2 separate regions of the Homo sapiens genome follow, and region 1 is linked to region 2. A link is an interaction called in ENCODE POLR2A ChIA-PET data of the cell type or tissue named here. Cell type or tissue: Panc1. All regions are shown on one strand. Region 1 overlaps LRPPRC (leucine rich pentatricopeptide repeat containing). Region 2 overlaps LRPPRC (leucine rich pentatricopeptide repeat containing).

Region 1 (5,000 bases), 50 kb after region 2:
GGGATTACAGGCATGAGCCACCACGCCTGACCAAATGCCTCTGAGTTTTTACAATATCTTTCCTTTATCTTTTTTTTGAGACAGGGTCTCATTCTGTTGTCCAGGCTGGAGTGCAGTGGTGCAATTATGGCTCACTGCAGCTTTGAACTCCTGGCCTCAAGCAATCCTCCCACCTCAGCCTCAGCTCCCAAGTAGCTAGGACTACAGGTGCATGCCACCACAGCTGGCTAATTTCTTTTTTTCTAGAGACAGGAGTCTCACTATGTTGCCCAGGCTGGTCTTGAACTCCTGGCTTCAAGTGATCTTCCTGCCTCAGACTCTCAAAGTGCGGAGATTACTGGGCCTGGCCTAAAAAATCTTTTATAAAACTAAGTCACAATGAACTTTCTCCCTCTAAGAACTGAATTCTCCAAAAACTTTTGACAAATTTAGCTGCCCCAGTTTTATGCTTTATGGTAAATCACAGAATTTTAGACTAAAAAAGCTACTAGCCACCCTTCTACACTTTATAACAACCTTCTGGCCTGAAATACCAATCCACTCCTTTCCACCTATCGAGATTTCCCTTCCATCTCCCAGGATCCTCCAGTCAAATGGGATGTCTCCTGTGTCTCACCTATGGAGGAAGTAATGCAAAGTCAGTTAACCAGATTGGGACCGATAATGTGACATGGACACTCTTCAGAATCTATGAAGATCCCTTCCAGATACATTCTGAGATCTTCTATGTTTACTTACCTGTGAAAGTCTTTAAATCCCAAGTTTATATCATATATTGCCTTTTAAAAAATGTTTTTGTCCATAAGTAATCCCTTCACCATCTAAAACACAACAGTCTGGACCTCATTCTGCACCCAATGATAACTACCATGGCAGTTAACTGTAAACAGGAAAATGACAAGATCAAATGTGTAACATATGTAAAACACTTGTAACATATGTTGCAACATATGTAAAACATTTCAGAAACGGGAATCACGGTATCTGGAGTTGAATCTCAACTTGAGGTCTTGAATAAATTATACTTCTAACCCTGTTTCCTAATTTGTAATAACCCACGGAAGTTGAAATGTTTGTATGATGTTATGTTTACAAACACACTTTGAAAATAATAAACATCAGGCCAGGTGCGGTGGCTCATGCCTTTAATCCCAGCACTTTGGGAGGCTGAGGTGGTGGATCACCTGAGGTCAGGATTTCGAGACCAGCCTGGCCAACATGGCAATGGCAAAACCCCATCTCTACTAAAAATACAAAAATTAGCCAGGCATGGTGGCATGCGCCTGTCGTCCCAGCTACTTGGGAGGCTGAGGTGGGAGAATCGCTTGAACCTGGGAGGCAGAGGTTGCAGTGAGCCGAGATGGCCCCGTTACACTCCAGCCTGGGTGGCAGAGCGAGACTCCATCTCAAAAAAAAAAGAAAGTAATCAGCATCTATTCTAAAGGTACCATTGTTTACCCTAATCCCCAAATCTACTTTTCTTAATTCTGCTAACACTCTCACCAATCTTCTGTTCTCTTTCTCTCAAGAAACGGATCTTTTCGTCAGTTCTTTACTACCTCGTTGAAGGCCTATTACTGCTAATTTGCAATACCAGTGTTGTTCCATCCCCACGTTCCTATAATCTACATAAACTTTGTCAAAATCTGTACTTAAAATCCTCCAACGGCTTCCAATCATCAACTAACCTACCTTCTAAGCAATCTTGGTAGCCTCAAGAAATCAACTTCCACCACATCCCACACAGCTACACGGGATAAACGGCCTCCAAGTCTCTTCACGCTCTTCTCTATTTTTGGAACATTCTGAATATCCACTACCATGTGTCCTCTAAAACTCAATGTCCCCCTGCCATAAAACAAATGGCACTGCTCCTCTCTCTGAAATACCACAATATTATATTCTTCTCTTATGGACAGCACGTCTAATAGTTGTACATGTGCCTGTCTAGCCCTGTGATTGATAAATCTACACTCACAGAGCAGAGGCCGAATGTTACAGATTTCAGAACCCCAAAGGACCCATCAGGTTCTTTTTTTTTTTTTTTTTAATTGAGATGGAGTCTCGCTTCGTAGCCCAGGCTGGAGTGCAATGGCGTGATCTCGGCTCACTGCAACCTCCACCTCCCGGGTTCAAGCAATTCTCCTGCCTCAGCCTCCCAAGTAGCTGGGATTACAGGCATGGGCCACCACGCCTGGCTAACTTATGTATAGATACTTTTATTTTTTTTTTTTTTTGAGATGGGGTCTCACTCTGTCACTGAGGCTGGAGTGCAGTGGCCTGATCTCTGCTCACTACAAGCTCCGCCTCCCAGGTTCATGCCATTCTCCCACCTCAGCCTCCCGAGTAGCTGGGACTACAGGCGCCCGCCACCATTGCTAATTTTGTTTTTGTATTTTTAGTAAGAGACAGAATTTCACCATGTTGGCCAGGCTGGTCTCAAACTCCTGACCTCAAGTGATCTGCCCGCCTCGGCCTCCCAAAGTGCTGGGATTATGGGTGTGAACAATAGTACCCAGCCGGACCCATCAGATTCTTAATATTTGCAGAAGATTTTTCTAAAATGAGAGTTTTCTAAAAGTTTTCTTCCAACTTTAGAAATAAAAATCACACCATCCCATCAAAGAACAATATGTAATTTTCACCTTTAGGCCAATCATTAGTCTAGATCTACTTCCAAACAGATTGAGCTCAAAGCTTATCTTTCCTCTGAAGTATACAAGTATTATGCTAAAAACCATCACACAAAGAATACACACACAAAGCAGCTCTGATCCAGAAATGCAAGGAAAATGTATGTGACAAAGCAAGAGTATTTATCACCTCAAAGAGAACAGAGTAAAAGCTGGTTTTCCAGAAAGCATCTATTTGAAAAATAGATGTACTGAGATGGGAAAATGAAGAGCAAGACCACATATTACAAAGTAAAAGGATATACTTCTTGGTGCTACAATTTTGAAAACAGATTACTAATGTCTAATAATTTCACTCACTAATACTCATTTGTCCTCAAATAGGACATTCCTGGAAATCAAGCTCAGGGTGAATTTGTGTAGACACACTGCACTGCATGGGTGGGTTAAGCATCCCTTCAATCTCCTCCAGTTTACCATATTCCTTCTTCAATGTCTTAAGATTTTCATTGATTCACTCAACAAACATTTGACACCTACTATATGCCACAAAGTTAAACACCAGGGAAAGCAAAAGGAGTAAGACACAGTATCTGCCTTCAAGCAACTTACAGCCAGCTCCAGAGTGTTGGTGAGTGCACGTCATAGTGTTAATGGGTGCTTTAGTGATACACGGTCTAAGAGGAGGCACAAGAAAGGAGCCAGTCAAATGGGAGAGGCAGTCAAGTTAAGGTTCAACAGAGATGGGGGACACCTGACTAAGGGGGAAGGGGAGACACATTCCAAGAGTCAACATTACACTCAAAGGCAAGGAAATATACAACATGGCCCATCAAAGCCTTACAGATCCACAGACAAGCACTAGACCTACAAAATCAGAATCTGCAGTTTAACGAGAGCCCCAGGCAATCATGCTCACTAGAGTTTGAGAAGCCCTGCTGTAGAGCACTTCAAAGTAGTAGTCTGGTACGGCTAGAACGCAGGATGCCATGGGAGGGAACTCAGAAGAGTTGACGCTCCAGAGGCAACTCCAGCTCATAAAGCACCTGTGCTAAAGAGTCTGGATCTCCTTCTGGACCCAATGGGAGCCACCACAATGCTTAAGTGTAAGCAGGAAAATGACATGATCAAATTATCAGGGAGACTAGGGAATGATGAAGGGGCTGGAGGAAAAGGGATGCATTCCAAATGAAGCAGATCTAACAGGGCTTAATCATTTGTGCAATCAATAAATGGGGGGTGAAGGGAGTGAGAGATGAATGGGAAAACAAATATGTAGATATCCAGGATCTTTCTGGAAGGCAGGTAGAAACAGCAACATTCACGAAAATAGGGAACACAAGAGGAACAGATGAAAGAAGAAGGAGGGGTCCAATTTGAGCTGTGTTGGCTCTGAAGTACCTATAGTTCAAGCAGGTGGATGTGTAGTAGATGGTCCATATCTGGGAGAAACATCATCAGATAGGTAAGTAATGCCCTGAAAAATGGAAAAGGTCACAAAAGAGAATGAAAATGTTGAGAAAACACAGAAGGACCACGAGTAAAACTACCAAGAACATCAGCATTTAATAGGTGAACAGAAGCAAGAGGAATCAAGCAAATGAGACAAATCCTAAAGAGAAGAGAACCTAGAAAAATGGTGTCATCAATACCAAGAAAAGTGTCTCATGAAGGGGAAAATGGAAGACAGAGTAATATGCCAGGTCAAGGCCTAAAAAGTGGATTTGGTAATTAAAAGAGGTCCTTTCAAAAAGTTAAATAAACATACATCTTACACATACATAAGTCATTAGAAGGACAGCTATCAATGAATGGCTCTCTGGTTGACATAATTAAGGGTGATTTTTAGTTTATTGTTCCCACCACCCAGGTTTTGCAACTGTCCCTCGAGGCACCTTAAGGAATAATTTTTGCAACTGTTCTTCAAGGCACTTTTGAAATAATTTTTCAAAAATACAATAAAAAAATCAATAAGATAATAATGGCCTTTGACAGCGGTGTGACTGCAGTGGATAGGAAAGTGAATGAAAAGTGATGAAATTAAAGGGACAGAGAAGTATGGACAGGGAAGAGACTGAGAAACTTCTAGAGTAAACAGAGTTCCAGGAAAGGTTCTGTGTTTCACGTGGGCAAGATCTGGGCATGCTTACAGGATGTCGGGTAGGAGACTATATACAGTGCTCAGAGTCCAGGAAAAAGAGGGAACAATCACTTCTTTATTGCCTGCTGTCACCTGAACACACAGTGGTGAACAAGACAAAGTCCTGCTCTCATATAGCTTACCTTCTACTAAAGAAAAAAAAAAAAACCAGAGAAATAAGTAATGATATCAGACAAGTGAGGTGTGCCACGAATAAATCTACAGTG
Region 2 (5,000 bases):
TTAAAATAGAGTTAAATTCATTAACTTGAATAGACTCACTTGGCCTGCATCAAAATTCATTCTAGAATCTAGAATTCACTTCTTAAGGGAACATGACTACAAAGAGCTACTACAAACTACAATTTTTTCATTATTACACGGAAGAACATCCCGATAAATAAGCTTGAAGCTCCGATGGCAAATCTGATAGTACCACTCATTTGAGTCCTCATTCTGAAACTGAAGTATGCTATAACGTCACTGACAGAAAAACAAACACCATGTAGCATGTAAGTTTGCTGGACAGACATTTCTATGGGACATCCACCAATCATAAAACTATCTACTTTGAGATACCAAGAAACATGTACTCCTAAAACTCATATACATTCCTCAATACATATACCTGTAAAAATCATAAATGTATTTCATACAATCTGGAATTGTTAAAACAACCACGAGTGACAACTATCTATTTATCTATTAGTAGCTTTAAACTTAAGTCTCGTAATTTATACTAAGTAACTTTCTAATCCCAGAGAGTATACTTAAACAACAAAAGAAAGATGGCCGGGCGCGGTGGCTCACGCCTGTAATCCCAGCACTTTGGGAGGCTGAGGTGGGTGGATCACGCGGTCAGGAGATCGAGACCATCCTGGCTAACATGGTGAAACCCCGTCTCCACTAAAAATACAAAAAAAAAAAAAAAAATAGCTGGCGTGGCGGTGAGCACCTGTAGTCCCAGCTACTCGGGAGGCTGAGGCAGGAGAATGGCATCAACCCAGGAGGCGGAGCTTGCAGTGAGCCAAGATCGTGCCACTGCACTCCAGCCTGGGAGACAGCAAGACTCCGTCTCAAAAAAATAAAAATAAAAATAAAAATAAAAACAACAACAACAACAAAAAACGAAAGATGACAAATATTGATTTTTTTTATTTGGAATAAAGTACTTTAAACTTATACATTGTTAGTGAAGTGGCAATTTATGTAACAGGCTTCCTTACTGAAATGCGCTCAAATCTGCAATCACTACAGAAAAGAAGGGCTGTGGGGGGAGAAAAAAGTTTAAAAAAGAAAAAACAAACAAACAAAAACCAAACTGAACTCCTTAAAAACAAACTATCTTACAAATCCTCAGCAGATGTTCAATATGGGAAGAAACCAATTCAAGAGAAACCATCATCTTCACAAAAATTATTCTGTTAAGAGAACCAGCACTTGAAAGAGCTAAATGTTTTTTTTCTGTTCATCATCTATAAATGAGGAATCTTCAAGGAGACTGGTGTTGCAATTACAACTAATCCTCCCCAAAAAATTAACTGTGTTGAAGGCTTTGTAATTTCCCTAGGTACAATTTAGCTGTCACTTACTTTAAAATTTACTCAAACATGCGTTCGGAACAGCACTAACTTCACATGTCAAGTGCTTTCCAGCCAATTGAGTCTAAACTGGAAGTCGGTGTTAAACAACTGAATGATTAGACAAGATAGCTCATTTCCCTGCTCTTTTGTTCAGAATAAAATGCCACATTTACATTATCAGGCTCAACAGGATTTTCTGACAGAGGCAGAAAAAACCCTACTGCACACTGTCCGTACTAAGCACATGAAGCCTGTCATTTACCAATCATCCTTCAAAAAGCAATAGCCATGAATGTAACTTAATTACGACCCAATGATCCTTGACGAAAAATCATCTTATCACTGTCCTGTCCCCCTAGGGCAAATGAACCACTTTTTGTCCTTTGGCACTGATGATGCTAAATTCTTAATTGCAATAATGGAGTAAAAGAGCCAAACCTCCTTAATTTCCTTTCAGCACATAAGGAGTTTTACTCTAGAAGGCAAGCATTCCCATAAATAATGAAAGTATCCAGTACAAATGAAGATGCTAAAATTGAAGGGGAGCATGTGTAACAGAATCATCAACATTTTAAAAAGCCTATTTCCCATTTATGTAACATATTAAAGTGTTACAGTGAGTTCCAAAAACATTGTTACAAGTTCATCTTAGAGAAATTGTGACCTTTATGAACTCAAGATTAATTCAGCAAGAATTCTGGGAGGATAGTATATATGAAGTTCATGACACACTTAAATGAAATGCATATGTACATATACAGATTATAACACAAACCAGCACAAAAAAAATCCTTAATGGAAAGCAGAAATTAAAGCTGCTTTGATCACTTGCACCAACATAATCCAGTTAAACAGCTTCAGTTATTTTTTAATGCATGCAATGAAACCAAAATGGATCAGGTATAAAACAAGTGAACCTGAAACTGCATCATACAAATTTTTATGCTTTAATATCTGATGGCCCAGACTTTATTAATTTCATTTCCTTGACCATAACATGAAGACTAATAAAAAACTCTTTTAACCTATTTTAAAGCATTTCTTTCTTCCTTAATGTGACGGATTGCTGTCATCTCCATGAATCAGGCATGATTTTAATAAGATAAAATACTTACAAAAGAAAATGTTTGAAATAATACTCATTTGGACTACATGTAAAATACGTGGCTTAGAGACTGTAATGTAATGTAAATGAAACATAAAAATTTTGTTCAACTGCAAATTTTTTTCCATTCAATGCAAGTATTTTCATTTTGATAATACAAAAGCAGGTTAGCTTACCAACTTCTTTATAATTTTCTAAATCTGTTATTGTTTTGGATTTCCCTTGGCAAATGAATAAAAACAGTGTATTTTTTCTATACCCATAAAGCTTTTTTACATTGTCTAAATAACACAAACTGACACAGTATTAATTTCTCCTGTGTTTTGTCCAATGCTGGAAAAGTCGGTTCAGAATTAAGATCCACTGAAACTTAAAGAGATTATCTTTCTAAGGAACTCAGTCTCATGGAACTGCTTCAGAATTACAACACGAAAGTGATATTCTCTTTAGAGCCTTTTACAGTGACATGCCAAAAAGATGCCTGCCTTTGAATGAAAGGGTGAAGATTTATGATGATGTTTCAAAATGTTTTTTATACTTTTATCACAAGTTTGAATAAATAAAGCTCATTTGCCAGATGAGCTCATACCTGCTGAGGTCAATTACATGATATTACTGAAGATTATACACATTTAATCAAATCGAATACACGTGGACTTTTTGGCAGGCTAGTGTGGTTAATCCTAGCACTTGTCATGATTCTGAATTAATTAGCTATCTTCCATCAGTTGGAGAAAACACAATTGAGAAAGAGTTTCAAAGTCAGGGTTTTACTCCAGGCATTTCCCCTGACTACGAATGTTTCTGCTGTTTTCTGTAATTTCATAAATATAAAATTTCCTTTATCTTTTTATTAGTCTCATGACTCTGAAAGAGTCAATAGCCCTTTTTATTATGATAGATGAAACTGAAAGACCTCATCATGGAGACTGCATTAGCAAAGTAGTCTAAAAAAAAAAAAAAAAAAAAACTAGGCAAATAAAAACAGAATTAAAATAAAATAAAAATAGAAGATATACATATCTGAAAGTAGTAAAACACCAATAATGAAAAGACACTAATTTAGATTTCCTTAGCTCAATTAGCAGGGAGAGCCAAATTTGACTGAGACACAGAAATATCTGACTTCAGGATATAATCAGAAGCACAGAGGATGCTCTAGGTTAACATTTGAATTCCACACCGTTTCCATTTTCCCATGGGTAAGCTCTCCTTGGTTCATGAGCCCCATCTGCAGACCTCTTTCGGAAAGCTTTCAGGTCTCCTCTGTCTTCAAAGTATTTCTATTTGTAAGATACTTTTCTACGATGGCCTCATTTTCATTGTTAATTATTTTATTTTTGCCCGGTAGTGTAGGAGGGCCTAATTTTTCTGGGCACTGGGCCCATTTCTTTCAAATCCTTCTGTAGAGTTGCACATGCAATTTGCAGAAATGGGTCTTTTAAGCAATTGAAAAAAATTCTAATAGGAAGCATATTAATTATAGGATTTCTATATAAAGTTGGCTATGAATATGATAACTCAATAACACAGTCATTATTTGAATCACTATTTCTTTAAAAGGATGTAATGCTGAGACTGTAGAGGTTAAGATTTGACCAGTCATCTAACCCGGTAATTGTTTTTGATTGGATGGCAAAGGAATTATTTCATGTGTGCATGCATGTATTCACACATTTTTTTAAGTTAGTTAAAAGAGATGGTTTTTATTATACATTTAAAATTCAACACTAAATCATTTATTATATTCAATTAATTAAACTCTCTAATAAATAAAGAAAAACTACCAGAAATTTGGGGAAAACATGAGAACCGTTAAAATACATATTTTATTTTTCTCCTGGCATCAACAGGACAACATCCACACTACATCCACAGTGAGATATTTCTGCGTTTCAGTCAAATTCAGCTCTCCCTGTTAATTGAACTAAAGAAATCTAAATTAGTATCTTTTCATTTTCGGTGTTTTACTACTTTCAGATACGTATATCTTCCATTTTATTTTATTTTAATTATTATCTTCTATTTTTGTTTGCCTAGGGTTGTTTAAACTAATTTGCCAGTGCAGTCTCCATGTAATGCAGATTACAAACTATGTTAAGCTATGAAAAAGCTGACAAAGAAGATCTAGGAAATTTAAAAAGCAAAACAGAAAACAAAAACAAGTACAAAAGAAAAAGATGATAAATTACGCTTAGTCATCTTACTAAAATGTTTTATTCATTATAAAATAGACTGACTTTATGATTTACATTGCAAATAATGCCTTAAATTGAGCACCAACAAGAGCATTTCAAATGGAAAAATTAACAAACTCAGTAAATCTTGCCCTATCAGTAAAATTCATCTCCTACAACATTTATCAAAGCTAGAATAACTGTAATGGTATATGTATTTAAAATACCCTGTGAAGAAAAGGAGCACTGAAGATGCTTCAACACTTATTACCTGAATAACTGTCAAGACACATACTCAAAAGCCCCAGAAGATCCTTTTTTCTTATATTTATTAATAACACTTATCAGGCTCAAAACTAGGAAAAACTAGATTCAAAT

The links. ChIA-PET counts read pairs that join two places held together with the same protein. Peaks named below come from ENCODE experiments on the same cell type or tissue, not always from the same donor. Only the 100,000 strongest peaks of a DNase experiment are listed, where the experiment ranks them.
Region 1: POLR2A ChIA-PET joins it to region 2 with 5 read pairs; 6 of 35 experiments call an interaction of 5 or more read pairs at or near these places.

What each region holds. Positions count from the first base shown.
Region 1 is chr2:43,988,811-43,993,810 of GRCh38, forward strand. The region is part of intron 1 of LRPPRC (leucine rich pentatricopeptide repeat containing); the gene reads right to left. Among named protein-coding and RNA genes, the nearest start is that of LRPPRC, 4.7 kb to the right of the region's middle. In Panc1, no CTCF peak of the experiment used is centred here; no DNase peak of the experiment used is centred here.
Region 2 is chr2:43,938,444-43,943,443 of GRCh38, forward strand. All of the region lies in intron 23 of LRPPRC (leucine rich pentatricopeptide repeat containing), which reads right to left. Among named protein-coding and RNA genes, the nearest start is that of LRPPRC, 55 kb to the right of the region's middle. In Panc1, no CTCF peak of the experiment used is centred here; no DNase peak of the experiment used is centred here; H3K27ac peaks cover 4,483 bases.